Linked DNA regions of Homo sapiens: region 1 is linked to region 2. A link is a loop called in an ENCODE intact Hi-C map of the cell type or tissue named here. Cell type or tissue: dorsolateral prefrontal cortex. All regions are shown on one strand. Each heading gives the region's core, and the rest is flanking DNA. Links, peaks and the distances in the headings are about the cores only. Region 1 has its middle 20 kb from the start of UTP14A. Region 2 overlaps XPNPEP2 (X-prolyl aminopeptidase 2).

The links. Peaks named below come from ENCODE experiments on the same cell type or tissue, not always from the same donor. Only the 100,000 strongest peaks of a DNase experiment are listed, where the experiment ranks them.
Region 1: it touches region 2 in a loop (2.4-fold over the local background); 2 of 110 quality-filtered maps call a loop at or near these places.

What each region holds. Positions count from the first base shown.
Region 1 is chrX:129,879,525-129,892,780 of GRCh38, forward strand. No RefSeq gene overlaps it. Among named protein-coding and RNA genes, the nearest start is that of UTP14A, 20 kb to the right of the region's middle. In dorsolateral prefrontal cortex, for the core only: no CTCF peak of the experiment used is centred there; no DNase peak of the experiment used is centred there; H3K27me3 peaks cover 1,440 bases.
Region 2 is chrX:129,752,831-129,761,194 of GRCh38, forward strand. XPNPEP2 (X-prolyl aminopeptidase 2) reads left to right here. Exons shown (of 21, transcript NM_003399.6): 11 at 329-418; 12 at 1,642-1,751; 13 at 2,464-2,541; 14 at 3,654-3,725; 15 at 6,350-6,410; 16 at 7,682-7,751; 17 at 8,342-8,364. Among named protein-coding and RNA genes, the nearest start is that of XPNPEP2, 18 kb to the left of the region's middle. RefSeq lists enhancers at 3,055-3,554, 7,148-7,197, 7,218-7,297. In dorsolateral prefrontal cortex, for the core only: a CTCF peak has its summit at 7,072 (motif pointing right); a DNase peak (open chromatin) is centred at 7,061; H3K4me3 peaks cover 297 bases; H3K27ac peaks cover 1,232 bases; H3K27me3 peaks cover 2,416 bases.

The sequences.
Region 1 (13,256 bases), core at 4,221-6,720, 130 kb after region 2:
GCTGGGATTACAGGCGTGAGCCACCGCACCTGGCCTAATTCCTCCAACTTTTTTTGTTTTCTAGATGGAGTCTCGCTGTCACCCAGGAGGCTGGAGTGCAAGGGCGCAATCTCGGCTCACTGCAACTTCCACCTCTGGGGGTCAAGGGATTCTCCTGCCTCAGCCTCCCAAGTAGCTGGGATTACAGGTACCCACCACCACACCCAGCTAATTTTTGTATTTTTAGTAGAGACGGGGTTTCAGTTTCACCATGTTGGCCAGGCTGGTCTCAAACTCCTGGACTCAAGTGATTTGCCCCACCTCAGCCTCCCAAAGTGCTGGATTACAGGGGTGAGCCACTGTGTCTGGACTCCTTTAACTTTAGAACTTTAAATAGGATGTCCTCAAATGGACTTATGTTAGTTGTTAGGGAGTCAATGTCTGCTTATTTAAAAAACAGCTCAGTTGCAGCCACAAGAGTTCAAATGTATTCCACACACTTCCCTTTGCCTTCCTGAACACCAGAAGAGGTGGGCCACTGAGCAAGGAATCTCAGGTGACTTAATTTAGTTCACCAGTGCCCACTCTGTTGAAGAACTGGATTTTCATTCCAGAGGAGAAACTCATGGGAAGGAGTGTTTCCTTTCACAGGGTCACATACTAATTTTTAAAAAATATAGTTGGTGCAACTTATGCCAAGTAATTATGCAGATTTTTTGCCCTGAGTATTGCATGAAGGCTACAAAGTTGGAACAGGCAAATCCTGGGTATGAAAGCTTTAGTTTAAATATTTCACTTTTTTTGTAGCCATAGTGTCTATTTTCCTATTTTATGACCACTGAAGTATTCCCAGGCCCTGTCTTTTTGTTTGTTTGTTTGTTTGTTTTTGAGACGGAGTCTCACTCTGTCACCCAGGCTGGAGTACAGTGGCACAATCTCAGCTCACTGCAACCTCCGCTTCCCAGGTTCAAGGGATTCTCCTGCCTCAGCCTCCCAAGTAGCTGAGACTACAGGCATGTGCCACCATGCCCGGCTAATTTTTTGTATTTTTAGTACAGATGGGGTTTCTCTATGTTGGCCAGGCTGGTTTCAAACTCCTGACCTCAGGTGATCCACTGGCCTTGTCCTCCCAAAGTGCTGGGTTTACAGGTGTAAGCCACCATGCCTGGCTGCTGTCTTAAACCTAAGTGTTACTGGTGGAGGGTGTCCAGGTTCTTGTCGTATTGGACAAAACAGACAAAGCAAGGAAAGAATGAAGCAACAAAAGCAGATTTATTGAAAATGGAAGTATACTCCACAGTGTGGGAGCGGACCTGAGCAGCGGCTCAAGGGCCCAGATACAGAATCTTCTTGGGTCCAAATACCCCCTAGAGGTTTCCCATTCCCATTGGCCACTTGGTGTTCACCTCATGTAAATGAAGTGGTGGCCCACAATCACTCTGATTTGTTGCTGTCTGCAACCAATTTCGAAGTTACAAAATTACACTCTTATGCAAACCTGTGATTGGTTTTTGCAACCGGTCAGAGGTACTTTCAATTTCCCATCTGCCAGGCAGAAAAGGTGGAGGTTTGCAGAGGGAATAGTCTCTGGTCCTTTTGTTATTTAGGTGTGGAAAGTTGGGGTTTCCCTTTCAATTTAGTTCTAGGAAGTCAGCATGAACCGGACTTGGGTTCCCTGCCTCCAGACCCTATTCTCCTGCTTCATAAGAGTTGATGTATTGGTGGGAACAGCTGGACATGTAAGATGTTTTCGTGATTCCTTTTTTCAAATCCCCTTTTGTATATGTAATAATACTGAGCAAACAATGAAATGTTGCTCTAACAATTAAACCTAACTTGTGGGTGGAGAAATCATTCCCCTCTAAGTAAAAAGCCCTTACTGAAATGTGCATCAAGACTGTTACCCAAAGTTTTGTCTCTTAGTTACTGCACCTGACTTTAGGATACAAAATGTTTTTTGTCCAGTTGTGCCTTTCCTTCTGGAATTGTAAGTGAACACAATAATAGTACCTCTTTACGCTAAGTGGATATGCTACAGAGAACACAGCAGTGGTTTTTCCACTGTTGAACTAATGATGCTTTGTGAGTGTACGATCTATGGAGAATCCCCTGTAGTTGTACCTGCTGATGCTGTCTTGTCTGTTGGGAAAACAATTTTGCATGTTTTTCTCTCCAAAATAATAATTATATTACTTATATTACAATCAGTATTATAGTAAATGTAAATGAAATAAGTACTACACTCAAAAGTAAGGGATAGACTGGGTGTGGTGGCATGGTGGCTTATGCCTGTAATCCCAGCACTTTGGGAAACCAAGGCAGATCGCTTGAGCTCAGGAGTTTGAGACCAGGCTGGGCAACATAGCAAAACGCTGTCTCTACAAAAAAAAAAATACAAAAAAATTAACCATGCGTGGTGGCGCATGCCTTTAGTTCCAGCTACTTCTGTGGCTGAGGCAGGAGGATCGCTTGAGCCAGGGAGGTCGAGGCTGCAGTGAGCCATGTTCACGCCACTGCACTCCAGCCTGGGCGACAAAGTGAGATCCTGTCTCAAAAAAAAAGTAAAGGATTATCAGACTGAATTTAAAAACAGGATCTAACTATATGCTGTCTAGAGCAGAAACTTCAGATTCAATATATACTACAAATAGGTTGAAAGGATGGAAAATAATATACCATGCAATAACCATGAGTGAGCCGGCTATACCAATGTATTAGTTTTCTATTGCTGTGTAACAAATTATCACAAATTTAGTAGCTTAAAACAATACCCATTTATTATCTCACAGCTCTCTAGGTCATAAGACCAAGCAGGTTCTCTACTTAAGGTTTCAAAAAGCCAAAATCAAGATGTTGGCCATGCTGGGCTCTCATCTGGAAGTTCAAGGGAAGAATCTACCTGCAAACATAAAACAGAATCTGCTTCCAAGTTCATTCAAGTTATTGACAGAAATGCAGTTCCATGAAGCTGTAAAACTGAACTCTCCATTTCCTTGATACAGTGATCCCCACTACCATCAAATAAACAATAGAGCATCAAATCCTTTTTGTGCTTTGAATCTCTGATGACCTCTTCTGGTACTAGCCAGAGAAAATTCTCTGCATTTAAAGGGTTCACCTGACTAGGTCAGTCCTATAATCTCCATATACTAAGGTTAACTGACTCATGACTTAAATTATATCTGGAAAATTAATTCCTTCAGAGCAGCACTCAGGTTAACATTTTAATTAATTTAAAATTGATTATATTATAATTGACAAAAATGGTACATATTCATGGTATACAACAGGATGTTTTGATAGATGTATACATTGTGAAATGATTAAATCAAGGTAACTAACATATCTGTTACCTCACATACTTATCACTTACTTATCACTGGTGGGAACACAGTTATCCTAGCACCATTTGTTGAAAAGACTGTTATTTGCACATTGAATTATCTTGGCACCTTTGTCAGCCATCAGCTGACCATAATATAAGGATTAATTTATGGACTCTCCATTATATTTCTATCCTCATGTCAGTATCTCACTGTCTTGATTACTGTGAGTTATATATATAGTAAGTTTGAAAGATGGAAATGAAAATTCTCCCATTGGCTCCTTTTCAAAATTGGTTATTCTGGGTCCTTTGTATGTCCATATCCTGTACATATTTTAGGAGCAGTTTGCCAATTTCTACAAAAAAAAAAGGAATGCTTGCTAGGATCTTTACAGGGATTTTGCTTAATTTTTATTTTTTTATTTTCAGTTTTAGAGATGTGGTCTCACTCTGTCATCTAGGCTGGAGTGCAGTGGCATGATCATGGCTCACTGCAGCCTCAAACTCCTGGGCTCAAGCCATCCTCCCACCTCAGCCTCTGGAGTAGCTGGGACTACAGGCATGCACCACCATGCCTGGCTGGGATTTCGTTTAATTTATAGATCAATTTGGTGAAAACTGTCATCTTGGCAATATTGGGTCTTACAATTCATGAAGATGGAATTTCTCTCCATTTACGTAGATCTCTTATTTCCCTGAGCAATGTTTTATAGATTTTGTGTATATCTACATTTTTTGCTAAATTTATTTCTAAGTATTTTATTCCGTCTGATGTTGCTGTGAATAGAACAGTCTCCCTAACCTCATTTTCACATTTTCACTGATAGTATATAGATACCTAATTTATTATATTTAACTTTTACCTTATATGCTTGATAAACTCACTTATTAGCCTAGATGCCTTTTTGTAGATTCCATCTGACTTTTTACATTAAAGATCGTCATCTGAAAAGAATGCTGGTTTTACTTCTTTCTTTCCAACTTGAATGGCTTTTATTTCTTTCTTTTCTGATTGCACTGGTTTCGAATGTCCAGGACAGTGTTTAACACAAGTGGCAAGAGTAGACATCCTTGAGTTGTTTCCAGTCTTAGGAAGAAAGTGTTCACTTTCACCGGCGATGTTATGATGATGTTATGATGTGAGCTGTAGACTTTTCTCGTGCCCTTTATCAGTTTGAGAAATTTACCTTCTATTCTGATTTTGTTGAGGATTTTTAAAAAATGTGGTGAAACATATGTAACATAAAATCTACCTTTTTAACTATTTATAAGTGTATAGTTCAGGGACATTAAGAACATTTACATTGTTGTGCAAGCATCACCACCATCCATCTCCAGAGTTTTTCATCTTCCCATACTGAAACTCTGTACCCACCAAACAGTAACTCTCCATTCCCTCTGCTCCCAGCTCCTGGAAACCACCATTCTACTTTCTGTCTCTATAAATTTGGCTACTCTAATTACCACATGTAAGTGGAATCCTTTTGTATTTTTTCTGATTCTATTTTATCTCCACTAAAAAAACAATATTTTTAGAGACAGGGTCTCACTACGTTGCCCAGGCTGGAGTACAGTTCACAGGCACAATCATAGTGTACTATAGCCTCAAACTCCTGGAGTCAAGCTATCCTCCTGCCTCAGCCTCACAGGCACGCATCACTGCGCCAGGCAAAATCTATTTTATCTCCATCAAAAATGGAGATAGGCCGGGCACGTTGGCTCATGCCTGTAATCCCAGCACTTTCCAAGGCCCAGGTGGGCAGATCATTTGAGGTCAGGAGTTTGAGACCAGCCTGGCCAACATGTCGAAATCCCATCTCTACTAAAAATACAAAAATTACCCCGGCATGGTAGCGCACGCCTGTAGTCCCAGATACTCAGGAGGCTGAGGCACGAGAATCACTTGAACCCAGAGGGGAATAGGTTGCAGTGAGCTGAGATCGTGCCACTGCACTCCAGCCTGGGTGACAGAGCAAGACTCTGTCTCAAAAAAAAAAAAAAAAAAAAAAAAAAAGAAAAGAAAAGAAAAAGAAAAAGAAAAAGAAAAGAAAAAAAGGAGATAAAATAGAATAATAAAAAATACTCAAATATGCAATACAAAAAAAAAAGGCAGGAAAAGAGAAAAGGAACACAACAGGTGGGGAAAATATAAAACAATCACAAAAATAATACATTTAAACTTAATCATAGGCTGGGCAAGGCTCACACCTATAATCCCAGCACTTTGGCAGGCGGAGGCAGAGGATTGCTTGAGCCCAGGAGTTCAAGACCAGCCTGGGCAACAGAGCCAGACTCCATCCCTACAAAAAATTTAAAAATTAGCTGGGCATGGTGGCACTCACCTGTAGTCCCAGCTACTTGGGAAGCTGAGGTGAAAGGTTTGCTGGGGCCCAGGAGTCTGAGGCTGCAGTGAGCTATGATTGCAACACTGCACTCCAGCCTGAGCAACAGAGCAAGACCCTGCCTCAAAATAAATAAAAAAATAAATAAACTTAATCATATAAATAATCACATTAAATTAAAATGGCCTAAATACTCCAATCAAAAGCAAAGATTATCAGCTTGGATAAAAAAGTAAAAACCAACTATATACTATCTATAAGAAGCACACAGCCAAGTGCAATGGTTTACACCTGTAATCCCAGCAATTTGGGAAGCCAAGGTGGGCAGATCGCTTGAGCTCAGGAGTTGAGACCAGCCTGGCCAACGTGGTGAAACCCTGTATGTACAAAAAAAAAAAAAAAAAGAAAGAAAAGAAAAGAAAAGAAAAATTAGCCGGGCATGGTGGGGTGCGCCTATAGTCCCAGCTACTTCGGGGGACAGAGGCAGAAGGATAGCTTGATTGCTGGAGTTCAAGGTTACAGTGAGCTATGATCATGCCACTGCACTTAGCCTTGGTGACAAAGTGAAACCCTGTCAAAAAAAAAAGAAAGAAAGAAACAAATTTTAACATGAAGCCACAAATAGGGAAAAAGTAAAAAGCATGAAAAAAAGACATGTCATGTTAACACCAATCAAAAGAAAGCTCTAGGAGCTATATTAATATCAAAGTGGACTTCAGAGGAAAGAATATTACTAGAAATAAAAATGGTTATTTTATAATGATAACATGATCGATTCATCAAGAGGACTTAATAATCTTAAATGTTTATGCATCTGTATTAGTTTTGTATTGCTGCATAACAAATTCTCACAAGCTTAGCAACTTAAAACAACATATATTTATTATCTCTCAGTTTACATGGATCAGAAGTCTTGGAACAGCTTAGCTAAGTCCCCTGCTCATAATCTAAGGAGGCTGTAATCAAGGTATTAGCTGATAGCTTTGTTCTCCTGGGGAAACTCAACTAGGAAAGAATAATTTCCAGGCTCATTCCAGGCTCCCAGTTGGCAGATTTTACTTCCTTGTGACTATATGACTGAGGGTCATACCAACTCAACATATTGACCAACTTCACCTAATTGGCATTTATAGAACACTCCAACCAACCACAACAGAATATACATATTTTTCAAAAGCACATAGACCATTTACCAATATACGCCATACTTTGAGCCATAAAACAAGTCTCAATAGACTGTAAAGGATTCCAGTAATAAAAAGCATTTTCTCTAACCACAACTGAATTAAATTAAAAGTCAATAACAGAAAGACTTGTGGTAAATATTGAAATATTTGTAAATTAAATAACATATTGCTAAACAACCCTTGGGTCAAGGAAGATATCAAATGGAAAAATTAAAAAGAATTTTGAGGCTAAGCACAGTGGCTCACACCTGTAATCCTAGCACTTTGGGAGGCCAAGGCAGGTGGATCACTTGAGGCCAGGAGTTCAAGACCAGCCTGGTCAACATGGTGAAAACCCATCTCTACTAAAAATACAAAAATTAACTGGGCACGGTGGCATGCACCTATAATCCCAGGTACTCAGGAGGCTGAGGGAGGCAAATTGCTTGAGCCCGGGAGGCGGAGGTTGCAGTGAGCCGTGATCATGCCACTGCACTCCAGCCTGGGTAACAGAGCGAGAATCCATCTCAAAAAAAAAAAAAAGAAAAGAAAAGAAAAAAGAAATATACCACTTACTATGATTCCATTCATATGAAATATCTATAATAACAGGCAATCTATAAAGAGGAAAAATAAATTAGTGGTTGTTTATGGCTGGAGGTGGGGAGATGGGGGAGGGACAGCTAATTGGTACAGAGGTTCTTTTAGTGGGGACAAAATGTTCTAAAATTGATTTTGGTGATGGTTGCACAACCATGTGACTACATTTAAAAACATTGTACACCTTAAATGAATGAAGTGTATGATATGTGAATTGTATTTCAACAAAACTGTTAAAAAAATTCTAAACAAAAATAAATTCTAAACAAAAGTTGAGCAAATCAAATTCAACAATATATAAAAAGGATGATATATCATGACCAAGTGGGGTTTATCCCAGGAATGTAAACTTGGTTCAACATTAGAAACCCAATCAATGCAATTCACATATTAACAAACTAAAGAAGAAAAACCATGTGATCTCTCCATAGATACAAAAAGAGCATTTGACAATCCAAATGTATTCCTAATAACTCTCCGCAAACTAGGAATAGAAAGAAAATTTCCTCAACCTGATATAGGACATTTACCAAAATAAAAAATCTATGGCTAAATCATACTTAATAGTGAAAGACTGAATGCTTCTCCTAAGATGGGGAGCAAGACAGGGATGTCCACTCCGACCTCTCTATTTAAAACATTGTATGGTAGGTCCTAGTCAATGCAATCACATAAGGGGGAAAAAATGAATGCCATGAAGATTGTAAAGGAAAAAGTAAAACTTTTTTTTTTTGCAGATGACATGATTGTTTATGTAGAAAATTAGAAACTCCAAAATCTACTAGAACTAATAAGTGACCTCAGAAACATGACAGGATAAGAAATCAATATACAAACATTAATTTCATTTCTATATAATAACAGTGAACAACCGGAAATTGAAATATAAAAAGCAATGCGGTTTTGTGTGTGGTTTTTGTTTTGTTTTGTTTTGTTTTTTTGAGACACGGTCTCACTCTGTCCTGCAGACTAAAACAAAATAAAACAAAACCACATTGATGAGGGTACTCCAAAGAGACACAGGATTCTGAATGGTATTTCTGTTAGGGAAAAAAAAGAGGGAGAGAGAGAGACAAGAACCAACAGAAAGAGCTCTCAATGGTCAAAGTTGTTATAATTTCAGCAACAAAATTAAGTACTGTTGGATTACAGCAAAAAATATAAAATAAATGCCCATGAATGCATATTGGTATAAATAAATTACTGAATAAGTTAATAGATATGGGAGAAATAAATTTCACATGCAGAAGGATCCCAAATAATTTATGTAGGCATTCAGCCCTCGAGGAGGGAGTCCATAACTCTCCACTTCTTGAGTGTAGGCTGTACATACTCGAAGAGTACAATAAGGAAAACAAGGGGAAAAAGAGTAGCTTTACAGTGAAAAACCTAACAAACGCTGCCTCAACCAGGTGATCAAGGACTCTGATATGGTTTGGCTCTGTGTCCCCACCCAAATCTCATCTCAAATTGTAATCCCCACATGTCAAGGGAGGGACCTGTAACCCCCACGTGTTGAGGGAGGGAGGTGATCGGATCATGGGGACAGTTTCCCCTATGCTGTTCTCTTGATAGTAGGTGGGTTTTCACAAGATCTGATGGTTTAAGTGTCTCACAGTTCCTCCTTCATATGCACTTCTCTCTCCTGCTGCCTTGTGAAGAAGGTTCTTGCTTCACCTTCACCTTCCACCATGATTCTGTTTCCTGAGGCCTCCCCAGCCATGCAGAACTGTGAGTCAATTAAACCTCTTTCCTTTATAAATTACCCAGTCTCACGGAAGTTCTTTATAGCAATGTGAAAACAGACTAATACAGACCCCATCAACAGTGAGATGTCATGTCGACAATAGGAGCCTTTATTTTTTTCAGTATGTGCCTTTGATATGATGTGATGAGATGGCACTTTCTCCCATAACCCACAACCAAGTCTATGCGTGAGAAAACAGGCAAATCCCAATGAAAGGGCATCCTACAAAATACCTGACCAGCACTCTTCAAAACCATCAATGTTATTGAAAACAAGGAAGGTTTGAGAAAATATCACAACCAAATGGAGCCTAAGGAGACTAAATGTAATGTGATATCCTGGATAGAATTCTGGAATAGAAAAAAGGAGATTAGGTAAAAACTAGGAAAATCTGACTGACTTTGGTTAATAATAACGTATCAATACATTATTATAATATTAGGAAATTAGATCCAGAAATATATAAAAATGATATCATGACCAACTAAGGTTTACCCCAGGAATGCAAAGTTAGCTTAACATTTAAAGAAATCAATCAATGTAATTGACCACTTTAACAGAATAAAGTTTTTAAAAGTATATATTCATTTTAATAAATGCAGAGAAAGCACTTGAAAAAATCCACACCAGTTTATGATATTTTTAAAATTTTTAACAAACTAGAATTTAAAAAGAACTTCCTCAATCTGATAAAAAAAGAATCTATGAAAATCTTATAGCTAACATGATATTCAGTGGTAAATTATTGAGGCTTCCCCCCAAAGAATGGGAACAAGGCAAGGATGTCTGCTTTTACCATTTCAATTCAACATTGTCTTGGACATCCTAACCAGTGCAATAAGGCAATAAAAAGAAATGAAAGCCATACAGATAAGAAAGGAAGAAATAAAACTGTCTGTATTCATAGATGACATGGATTTCCATGCATGGAAAAAGCTGTTATAATTTCGGCAACGAAATTAAGTACTGTTGGATTACAGTACTTAATGCATGGAAAATCCTCAGGATCCTACAAAAACAAAATACCAGAATTAACTAGTGAATATAGTGATATCACAGGATACAAAGTCAATATACAAAAATTAATTGTATTCCTATATGCTAGCAAAAATTTTGGAAATGATATTTTACAAAATACCATTCACAATAGCATCAAAAATATGAAATGCCTAGGGACAAATTAAAGAAAGATGTGCATAATTTCTACATTGCAATCTACAAAACATATAGAGAGAAATTAAAGAAGATTTAAGTAAGTAGAGAACTATACCACGTTCATGGATCAGAAGACTCAATATTAAGATGTAAATTAAGGCCAGGTGCAGTGGCTTATGCCTATAATCCTAGCACTTTGGGAGGCCAAGGCAGGCAGATCACTTGAGGCCAGGAGTACAAGACTAGCCTGGCCAACATGGTGAAACCCCGTCTCTACTAAAAATACAAAAATTAGCCAGGTGCAGTGGTGCATGCCTGTAATCCCAGCTACTTACGAGGCTGAGGCACAAGAATCACTTCAACCCAGGAGGCACAGGTTGCAGTGAGCCGAGATTGGGCCACTGAACTCCAGCCTGTGACAGAGTGAAACTCTGTCTTATTAATAATAATTTTTAAAAAGGTGTCATTTCTCCTCAAGTGTATCTGTAGATTCAATCAATTTCAATCAAAATCCCAGTAGGTTGTTTTGATAAAAATTGACAACCTGGTTTCTACAATTTATGTGGAATAGAAAGGCATGGTGGCACACACCTATAATCCCAACTACTTGAGAGGCAGAGGTGAGAGGATCACTTGAGGCCAGGAGTTCGAGAACAGCCTGGGCAACATAGCAAGGCCTGCCCCATCTCAAAAAAAAAAAAAAAAAAAAAAAACCTGGCATAGTTATTGTGTAATAATAGACAAATAGATGAATGAAAGTGAATAGAGACACTGTAAATAGACCCACATGTTTATAATGAATTTATATTCAACAAAGATGCCAAGGCAATTCAATGGGGAAGGATGGAGCAAATATAAATTGAAGAAATAATAGCAAATGATTTCCCAAATTTGGTGAAAGACATTTATGTTTAGGGTCAAGAAGTAACTGAACTCGGCTGGATGCGGTGGCTCACACCTATAATCCCAGCACTTTGGGAGGCTGAGGTGGGCGGATCACAAGGTCAGGAGATCGAGACCATCCTGGCTAACACTGTGAAACCCCATCTCTACTAAAAATACAAAAAATCAGCCAGGCATGGTGGCGGGCACCTGTAATCCCAGCTACTTGGGAGGCTGAGGCAGGAGAATCATGTGAACCCAGGAGGTGGAGGTTGCAGTGAGCCGAGATAGCGCCATTGCACTCCAGCCCAGGCAATAGTGCGAGACTCAGTCTCAAAACAAAAACAAAACAAAACAAAACAGAAGTAACTGAACTCAAGCAGGATAAAAACAATGCCTAGGTGCATTATAGTCAAACTGCTGAATACCAACAATTAACAGAAAATCTTTAAAATACCCAGAGAAAAATGATATACTACATACCAGGGAATGGTAATTTGAAAAACTGTTGAGTCCTCATAAGAAACTATAGAGGTCATTCAGCTGGGGATGATGAAAAAAAAATTGAAGATGAATGGTGGGGAGGGTTGCACACTAATATGAATGCTCTTTTTTTGTTTTTAATAGAGATGGTGTCTCGCTATGCTGCCCAGGTTGGTCTCGAACTATTGGCCTCAAGTGATCCTCCCACCTTGGTCTCCCAAAGTGCTAGGATTACAGGTGTGAGCCACCATGCCCAGACCTGAATGTTCTTAATGCCACAGAACTTTACACTTAAAAATAATTAATTCTGGGCCAGGTGCAGTGGCTCACGCCTGTAATCCCAGCACTTTGGGAGGCCGAGGTGGGTGGATCACAAGGTCAGGAGTTCGAGACCAGCCTGACTAACATGGTGAAAACCCGTCTCTACTAAAAATACAAAAATTAGCCAGGCATGGTGGCACACGCCTGTAATCCCAGCTACTCAGGAGGCTGAGGCAGGAGAATTGCTTGAACCAGGAAGGCAGAGGTTGCAGTGAGCTGAGATCGTGCCACTGCACTCCAGCATGAGTGACAGAGCAAGACTCCATCTCAAAAAGAAAAAAAAATTAATCCTGAGAAGATGCATTAGAATAAAAGGAAAAAACAAAAATGATAAAATGGTAAATTTTGTTTTGTACATTTTACCACAATTTTAAAAAAAGAAATTATAGAGTTCAAAAGACAGTGGAACAGCATCTTTAAAAAGACAGTGGAACAGCATCTTTAAAATGCTGAAAGAAAGAAAGGACAACCATCAGGCTAAAATAATTTTTTTTCTTTTCTTTTTTTTTTTTTTTTGAGACAGAGTCTCACTCTGTTGCCCAGGCTGGAGTGCAGTGGTGTGATCTTGGCTCACTGCAACCTCCACTTCCCAAGTTCAAGCGATTCTCATGCCTCAGCCTCCTGAATAGCAGGGATTACAGGCGCCTGCCACCACTCTCGGCTAACTTTTGTATTTTTAGTAGAGACATGGTGTCATCATCTTGGCCAGGCTGGTCTTGAACTCCTAGCCTCAAGTGATCCACCCACCTCAGCTTCCCCAAGTCCTGGGATTATAGGCATGAGCAACCACACCTGGCCCAGAATTCTATATCTAGAGATAATATCCTTCAAGAATGAAGGTACTCATAACCCTCATACACTGCTGGTGAAAATGTAAAATAGTATAGCCACTTTAGAAAACAGTCTGGCAGTTTCTCAAATGATCAAACATAGAATTACCATATGACCCAGCAATACTCAAAAGAATTGAAACAGAGACTTAGATGCTTGTACATGAATGTTTAGAGCAGCATTATTCGTAATATCCAAAAAGTGGAAACAACCCAAAAATTCCATCAATGGATGAATGGAGAAACCAATTGTAGTATATCCAAACAATGGAATATTATTGGGCTATAAAAAGGAATGAAGTACCAATACATGCTATCATGTGGATAAACCTTGAACACTTCATGCTAAGTGAAAGAAGCCAGTCACAAAATACCACAGATTATACAATTCCATTCATATGAGATGTCCAAAAGAGGGAAATCTAT
Region 2 (8,364 bases), core at 5,756-8,255:
GACAGCCTGTCGAGTGACTCAGGCCAGACTCTGATCCATCCCAGAGTGCTGGTGGGATCCGAAGACAGGGAGTTCATTGCCAAGCAAGGCAGTGTCAATCAAGGAAGCCTTCCTGGAAGGAGAGAGGGTTCAGCTGGACGTGGAAAACTAGGAAAGACAGAAAGCACACACAGAGTAGAGAGCATTGCCACGAAATGGTGGCAAATCTCACGTCTGCTGGGTCCTCCTGCCAGTCCTCTGAAAACACCCCTGTGCCATGGAGACCTCCTTTACTGTGCCCCCAGACCTGTGCCCCCAGACCTCCTTTTCTCCTCCCTGCCCCCAACAGGAGAAACTCGTGACAGACACCTACTCCCCAGTGATGATGACCAAGGCAGTGAAGAACAGCAAGGAGCAGGCCCTCCTCAAGGCCAGCCACGTAAGTCCACGTTCAGGCAGACATGGCCTTTTGGGAGTATCCAGCCTAATGAGTTAGAAAGGAAAGGCCTCCAGAAGAGCCTGAAGAAGACCCTCAATGAAACAAAGAAGCAAGCTGGGCGCGGTGGCTCACGCCTGTAATCCTAGCACTTTGGGAGGCCAAGGTGAGAGGATTGCTTGAGCTCAGGAGTCCGAGAGCAGCCTGGCCAACATGGTGAAGCCCTGTCTCTACTAAAAATACAAAAATTAGCCAGGCGTGGTGGCGATCACCTGTAGTCCCAGCTACTCAGGAGGCTGAGGCACGAGAATCGCTTGAACCTGGGAAGTAGAGGTTGCAATGAGCTGAGATCATGCCACTGCACTCCAGCCTGGGCGAGACTAGGTCAAAAAAAAAGAAAGAAAGAAAGAAAAAGAAATAAAGAAGCAGACACCAAATTATTCCTGGGCGCCCACATGCACCTCATATCCTTGCCCCCAATATAGTACAGTGGTTTAGAGCACAGGCCCTGGAGCTAGGGTGCCTTGAGTTCAAACCACAGCTCCACCCAATTCCTAACTGGGTGACCTTGACCAAGTCATTTTACCTCTCTGGGCCTCAGTTACCCCATCTGTAAAATGAGGATCATAACAGTAATCTTACAGCATATGGTTGTTGTGAGAATTCAATGAATATGTATATTGCTCTGAGCACCACCTAGCACATTCTAAGTGTTAAATAAGTGTTAGCTATAATGATTTCCTCACACTGGCAAGAGGATGGCTCAATTTTTAAAAAAGAATTCTTGTTAAAATTAAGATAAACCACCTCATTTAAAAAAAACTTTGTCTCATAGGAAATTTTAAACACACACAAAGATAAAGAAAATAGCATCATAATCTCCAGTGTCCCTTCATCCAGCTTCAATAATCCTTGACTCATGGCCATTCTTGTCTTGTCTATAACCCCATGTTCATTACCACCACAACCACCCCCTCTGCTGCTGGATTCTTTTAAAAGTAAATCCTAGATAGTGTGTCATTTCTGCCGTCAACACAGAACTCTTTCAAAAACAGGAACACACTATGATCATATATAAACACTAACAAGAATTCTTTGACATCAAATAGCCAGTGTTTTCAAAGCTCCACATCCTGGAGCCGCTATCTGATCTCCATCATCTTGGAGCCTGTGGCTGCAACCAGACCTCACCCGGCTCCTCTGTTTCCCTGCTTCCCCAACTCCAGGTGCGGGACGCTGTGGCTGTGATCCGGTACTTGGTCTGGCTGGAGAAGAACGTGCCCAAAGGCACAGTGGATGAGTTCTCGGGGGCAGAGATCGTGGACAAGTTCCGAGGGTGAAGAGCCACGGCCGTCCTTTTTGGCTGACTGTCTTTTAGTGTGGCAGTGGGGGCAGGGAGGGGGAATTTGTCCCCTTACTTAGCAGAAAGGAAGATCCTCCTCATATGCGTGCTGGGTGGGGGAGGGCTCTGGAGAACAAGGAGTGACAGGTTCTTGGGTGGTCGGGGAGTTGAGCAGGGGGCGTTGGATGATATTTCCCGCCCCGCTGAAAGCAGGACAACTCGAAGGGCCACAACCCAATAGCGTCCCCTAGTGTCTGCTTCAGGTACGGTCTGAATCTCCCTGGGGGGTGCTGTGGCTCAGACCAGGTCAGCCCCTGGACCACTTGAGAATACCAGGTAGGGAGGAGGATTCCCGAAGGCATGCTTGGCCCAGGTCAGGGCCGGATTGTAGGTTTGAGGTACAGGATGCTCTCCCAGGACTGGGGGAGTTTTCAGATACAGAGAGCTGGGTTTCTTCACTCCTATCCGTAAAATGGAGGTGGAGAGGAAATAATGTGTGTCTACAGTGTGTCCTCTGATCTTCCTCTATAAATGACAGGTCAGGGCTTGAGGAGATGGAACCAGGAGGTGAGGGCTGGGAGAGCCAAATGGTGTCCAGTTGAGAGGTAGAGGCAGCCATGACCTTCATTGGATTTGATTAGATATCCCGGGCCCAGCCTAGTCCAGGGGCCCATTCATTGACCATGCCTTGCCTTGTACTTTCCAGAGAAGAACAGTTCTCCTCCGGACCCAGTTTTGAAACCATCTCTGCTAGTGGTCTGAATGCTGCCCTGGCCCACTACAGGTACTTGAGGAAAAAGAATTTTCTAGGGCCCTGTTGGGGCATCCTGTTGTGTGTGTAGAGGAACAGGGTGAGGGGAGGGGGATGTTCTGGGACCTGAGTCCACGTTGAAGGTCCGAGGCCCCTAGCCCTGTGGGGGCTGGGAGAGGAGCTCAGTGTGGAGTAGGGAGTTGCCTTGTAATGAAAAGGCCTGAGAGCTGGAGGCTGGGGGACCTGGAAGGAAGACACCGATGCCATTGGATGCTTTTCCCTGGCTTCCCATGTGTTGCTTATGTTAGCTAATGCTTAAAGCTCACGAGTTCACATGGAGAGAGGTCTGTTCACTCAGCCTGAACCAGCCAAGGTGGGCCCAAGATACAGGCTAGCCAGGTGTTTGGCCCTATAGAAAACAAACCCCTGCAGGCCTGCCTGATGAAAAGCTGACCAGCTGCCTCCGCCTGGCATGGGCACAGCAGGGAGAGGTCAATGCCCTCCAAGGGAGTGCCTGACATGTCCCAGAATTCCCTCCCCTGGTGTCCCCTGGTGTCTCCCACGCCTTCGGCTGCCTTGCCCCAGCCCCTCCTACCCACTCGGGCTAGAGTGGCAGGGTGGGTGCTCCTCGGCTTTACCACCTCTTGCTCAGCAGCCCCACCCTGGAGGTATCCTCCCTTCCTGTGCTCTGCTTCTTCTCAGGGCCCTCTGCTCTCGGAGGCAGCAGGAAGTTAGAGACAAAGGGCCGGAGGGAGCATCTGGGTAGAGGCCCAGCTCTTTGCCGCTTTACCGCGCATCCTCGTGCAAGCCCCTTGGCCTCCATAGGCCTGCTTCTCCTTATGGAAAAGGAGACAGCTGAGCTGGGGGGTCTCTAGGGCTCTCCCAGCTCTCATATTCTGGGCTTTACCCTCTCTCTCCTCCCTGGGGACCAGGGCCTGGCTCAGCCAGGTGCAGGATTAACAGACGTGTGCTGAGGACAGCAGCAACGGAAGCTGAGTTCTCTTCCAGGGCCCTTTGGGATAGAATGACTTCCTCCAGAGGGACTGGCCTGGAAGCCCAGGCCCCAGAGGTCCTCCCACCAAGGCCTCCCACGTGACCCAGTGCAGGGTTAGGCTGCCCTTCTCAACATTCTCTCCCCTTCTCAGCCCGACCAAGGAGCTGAACCGCAAGCTGTCCTCAGATGAGATGTACCTGCTGGACTCTGGGGGGCAGTACTGGTATGTACCCCGACCTCACCCTAGCCTGGATGTCTCTGCTCAGACCTCCTGAGCCTGCCAAGAGTCAGCCAAAGCTTTCCCTTCCTGGGCCACGGATTCTTCGTCTGAAAAAGGAGAGATCTGGAATGAGCCCCGAACATCCTACCCATTTTCACACATGGGGGTCCCTGCACAGTGGGAAATACACAGAGGCTGGAATAGTGGCAGGACCCAGGCAGCACCTCTGTGGGAATTAGGAAAAGACTCCCTTTGCTTAAGTTGCTGTTTTTTGTGGGTTGTTTGTTTGTTTGTTTCTTGACAGAGTCTCACTCTGTCGCCCAGGTTTGGAGTGCAGTGGCGCGATCTTGGCTCACTGCAACCTCTGCATCCCGGGTTCAAGTGATTCTCCTGCCTCAGCCTCCCAAGTAGCTTGGATTACAGGTGTCCACCACCATGCCCAGCTATATATATATATATATATATATATATACACACACACACACATATATATATACACACACATATATATACACACACATACACACACACACACACACATATATATATATGTATGTATTAGTAGAGATGGAGTTTCACCATGTTGGCCAGGCTGTTCTCAAACTCCTGACCTCAGGTGATCCACCTGCCCCAGCCTCCCAAAGTGCTGGGATTACAGACATGAGCCACCATGCCCAGCCTCAAGTAAAATGTTTTCTAAGTCCACGTATTATTACACAGTCTGAGCAACTATACTCAATGTCCCTGCCTGGCCACACAAACACATATACCCTACTCTCATCCACTAGTGCACACCCTGGACACCCCCGCACCACCAACGTCATGCAGACTCCTCAGCCCCCTCTTCCCCATGGCACTGTTCAGGGTGGAGGTGGGGGCAGATGAGAGAAGCAACCCTTTTGATGGGCTACCTTTGTACAGTGTACAACCTGAATGCTCAGACATGACAGCCGTGCAGAATAGACTAACCTGGCCAGGCGTGGTGGCTCACACCTGTAATCCCAGCACTTTGGGAGGCCGAGGCGGGCAGATCACCTGAGGTCAGGAGCTTGAGACCAGCCTGGGCAACATGGTGAAACCCCATCTCTACTAAAAATACAAAAATTTTCCGGGTGTGGTGGAGCATGCTTCCCAAGGGAAACTGAGGCAGGAGAATCGCTTGAACCCGGGAGGCGGAGGTTGCAGTGAGCCGAGATCGTGACACTGCACTCCAGTCTGAGCAATAAGAGCAAGACTATAAAAGGAAGAAAGAAAGAAAGAAAGAAAGAAAGAAAGAAAGAAAGAAAGAAAGAAAGAAAGAAAGAAAGAGGGAGAGAGAGAAAGAGAGAGAGAGAGAGAGAGAGAAAGAAAGAAAGAAAGAAAGAAAGAAAGAAAGAAAGAAAGAAAGAAAGAAAGAAAGAAAGAAAGAAAAAGAATAGGCTAACCCCATTCCTTCCAAACGTGTGACTGATCATTCACACCAGAGTTGAGCTGAGCTGAGCTGACCTGAAAGATTTTCCCTTCTCATTGAGGAAGGAAGTGTGGGAAGCGTGGGGTGGGACAAAAGAAGGGCCGTACTGAACTGATGGAGGAGCAAGGAGTCCTGTGGAAATGGCGAATGTGCTAACGACAGAGGCTCTTTGCTTGTTCTTAGCACAGCTCTAGGGGATCCAGAGTAGCAGGCGCTCAGCTTAGCAGCCTTTGCTGGTCAGGAGTTCGATGCTGTGTGTACTTGAGATGGCCAATGAGCAAAGGGGAAGTGAATTTGTGGGGGCGTTGCTGGAATGGGGTGTGCTCAGAGTAGGGTGAGGCCGGGGAAATAGTCACCTCACTTCCTCTTCTTTCCTTCTGAAGAAGAAGGTCACCACACCCCATGACCCAAGGAGAAGCCCCAGGGCCCTGGGACCATTTCTCCCCTCTCCCTCACCAAGGCATGATCACAGGGGCCATCTGTGGCAACTGCTGCAGCTGGGAGTTGGGAGTCAGACCTTGGGACTGAGGCTTCACCTAACTGGAACTCAGCAAGTCACTGGGTCAGATCCGTGTTTGCCATGGAGAGGACTGTGTGGAGAGGCAGTGCTTGCTCTAGGCCTGGCTTCACTGAGGTTCAGAGAGGGAAACAGCCGCATGGCCTCAATGGCCTCATCTGTGAACTGGGGATAATGAGGCCTCTTCTACCATTCTTCCCAGGGAGCAGCAAAAGTGTCCTATAAATGGTCGACAACTATCTGAATATGAGAGTGTTATGATAATATAATCTCTCTGGACCTCAGTTTCCCCAGCTGTAAAAAGGGGACATTCCCCTTTCTGCCTCCCAGGAAGCCTGGAAGAAGCCTTGCTTTCATAACCAGCTGGACCCAAGGAAACCCAGACCTACAGAACAGCCAAAATGAGTGGGATGGGGGAGGAGTGTGTAGGGTGGGGAGTCACACTTGTCAGACAACTTAGTAACTTTTAACTTGATAGGTTTGCAGAGGCCTTTCACACATAGGTGCTGAAGAGGGGATTTTGATTATGGTAGCTGTCTTCTTCCTTTCGCCGTCCACCCATCCCATCCCAGCCCTGCCACTTGTGGAAAGCACACAGAAAGCACATGGCCCCAGTCCCTAGCCCCAGGCATTTGGCATGTTGGTTTTCCTTCTCCATAGGGACGGGACCACAGACATCACCAGAACAGTCCACTGGGGCACCCCCTCTGCCTTCCAGAAGGTAAGCATGGGCCCAGATTTCCCCTCACCACCTTCCCCCAAGGGGGCACCCAAGCAGTCAAGATCCCTTCCATTTCAGAGGCTAAAACTGAAGCTCAGAGAGGTTAAGTAGTTTGCCCAAGGTGACACCACTGGTGCCGGAAAACCCAGTGCTCCCTGCTGCTTCCCCGGGGATATTTCAGGCCACTGACAAGGCCTCAGCCCAAGCTGAGCCTCATCCTATTCTGGTAAATCAGTGCACAAATATTTTTTTGTTGTTGCCTGTGTGCCTGGCCCTGTACTCAGCAGAAAGGAGAAAGAAAGGCATCCCAAGTGGAGGAAAACGGCACAAGTGAAGCCTCCGCGGTGGAAAGGAGCCAGAGGTGTTCAGGAAACATCGAGGGCTGGCCAGCTGGGGCAGAGGCGAGGGCATTGTCTCTGTGCACCAGAGGGCCCTGGGGGTGGAGCAGCGAGCTGCCGTCATGCTGCATGCAGCAGGCCGACTATGGGGCAGACATTGTGCTGGAAACACAGAGAGGGGAACAAAATGCTGTCCAGGTCTCCAGGAGCTCACAGTTTAGCGGCGGAGTCTGCTGCCTCTGGCTGTCCTGCCCAAAGTGACAAGCCTGTGAACCTGTGTGGTGATGGAGATTGACCACATCGCCTCTGGAAGTGACCAGAAGAGGCCACTGTCAGGCCACCTCCCTCCGCTGACAGAGGAAGGCTAAGCTGCCAAGTCAGCAAACCTCAACCCTCATGAAAGGCCTTAAGAAAACTCAGCAGCCGTCACAACCACAGGAATGAGTGTGCTAAACTTCCGTGAAGCATGCACGCTGTTGGCAGCACCTTCTGTACATTAGTCTGCCTGCCTCTCCCAACAACCTTAGGAGCTAGGTCCTGTTATCTTCCCATCGCAGATAAGGAAACTGAGGCACACAGCAGTTAAAGTCGCCTGCCCAAGGTCTCAGAGTGAGTGGCTAAGTCAGGATTCAGCCCAGGGAGTCACAGCCTCGGTTCACCGCCACCAAGTGTCTCCTGCAGATATTGTAATGATCCTCATAGACCAGCCAGAGGGAAGCACGTGATGGAGCCCCAGCTTTGGGAAGGCCCTCCTCAGCCTCTGCTGGCCATCTTCCAGAACCCGGGCAGCCACACATAACGATGAGACTCCCCCCACCCTGCCTACACACACCCAGGCCTGGGCCCTGCACCGTGTATCCATAGGCCAAGCAGCTGGATACTCCTCTGGCTCCTCCTCCCGTCCTCCATATCACCTCTTCCTCTCCCCATCAGGAGGCATACACCCGTGTGCTGATAGGAAATATTGACCTGTCCAGGCTCATCTTTCCCGCTGCTACATCAGGTGGGTTTCAGAAACCAGTCTGGACACAGCCTCAGGCCCTGATTTCACAGGACTCAGACCATCACCCTGGGAGGCTGGTGGGGCAAGGATTTTGTCATCATCCCATCCCTTATGTAGATGAGAAAATCCAGCCTAGAGAGAGAAAGTGACTTGCCCAAGGTCACACAGAAGGTTAGCGGGAGATCCAGGCCTTGAACCTGAGTTTCCTGCCTCTTAATCTAACACTGTTGCTCAGAGGTGGGAGAGATCAGTGGGCCACAGCAATTATGGGAGGATTCTTAGAGGAATTAGGTGTCAAAGTGCAAAGCCCTGACAGATGGGGAGAAATTACAGTAGAGGCATCAATTCAGGTAATGGATACAATGTATGGTAAGCTGGAGATAGTGATGGGCTGGTCTGGCGAGGGAACCACTAACTCCATCCATCAGCCCTCCTCCATCCCAACCCAACATCATTGCATCAGTGCATGCTTAGCGGCCTCTCAGGGGCCCCTCTTCTTAGGCACCACTCTGATAGTGAAGCAAGAAGGGGCAAGGTGGACAGTCTTCGGTAAAGCCATCTGACTGGGGTCAATCTCTCTTCCCTTCCAGGGCGAATGGTGGAGGCCTTTGCC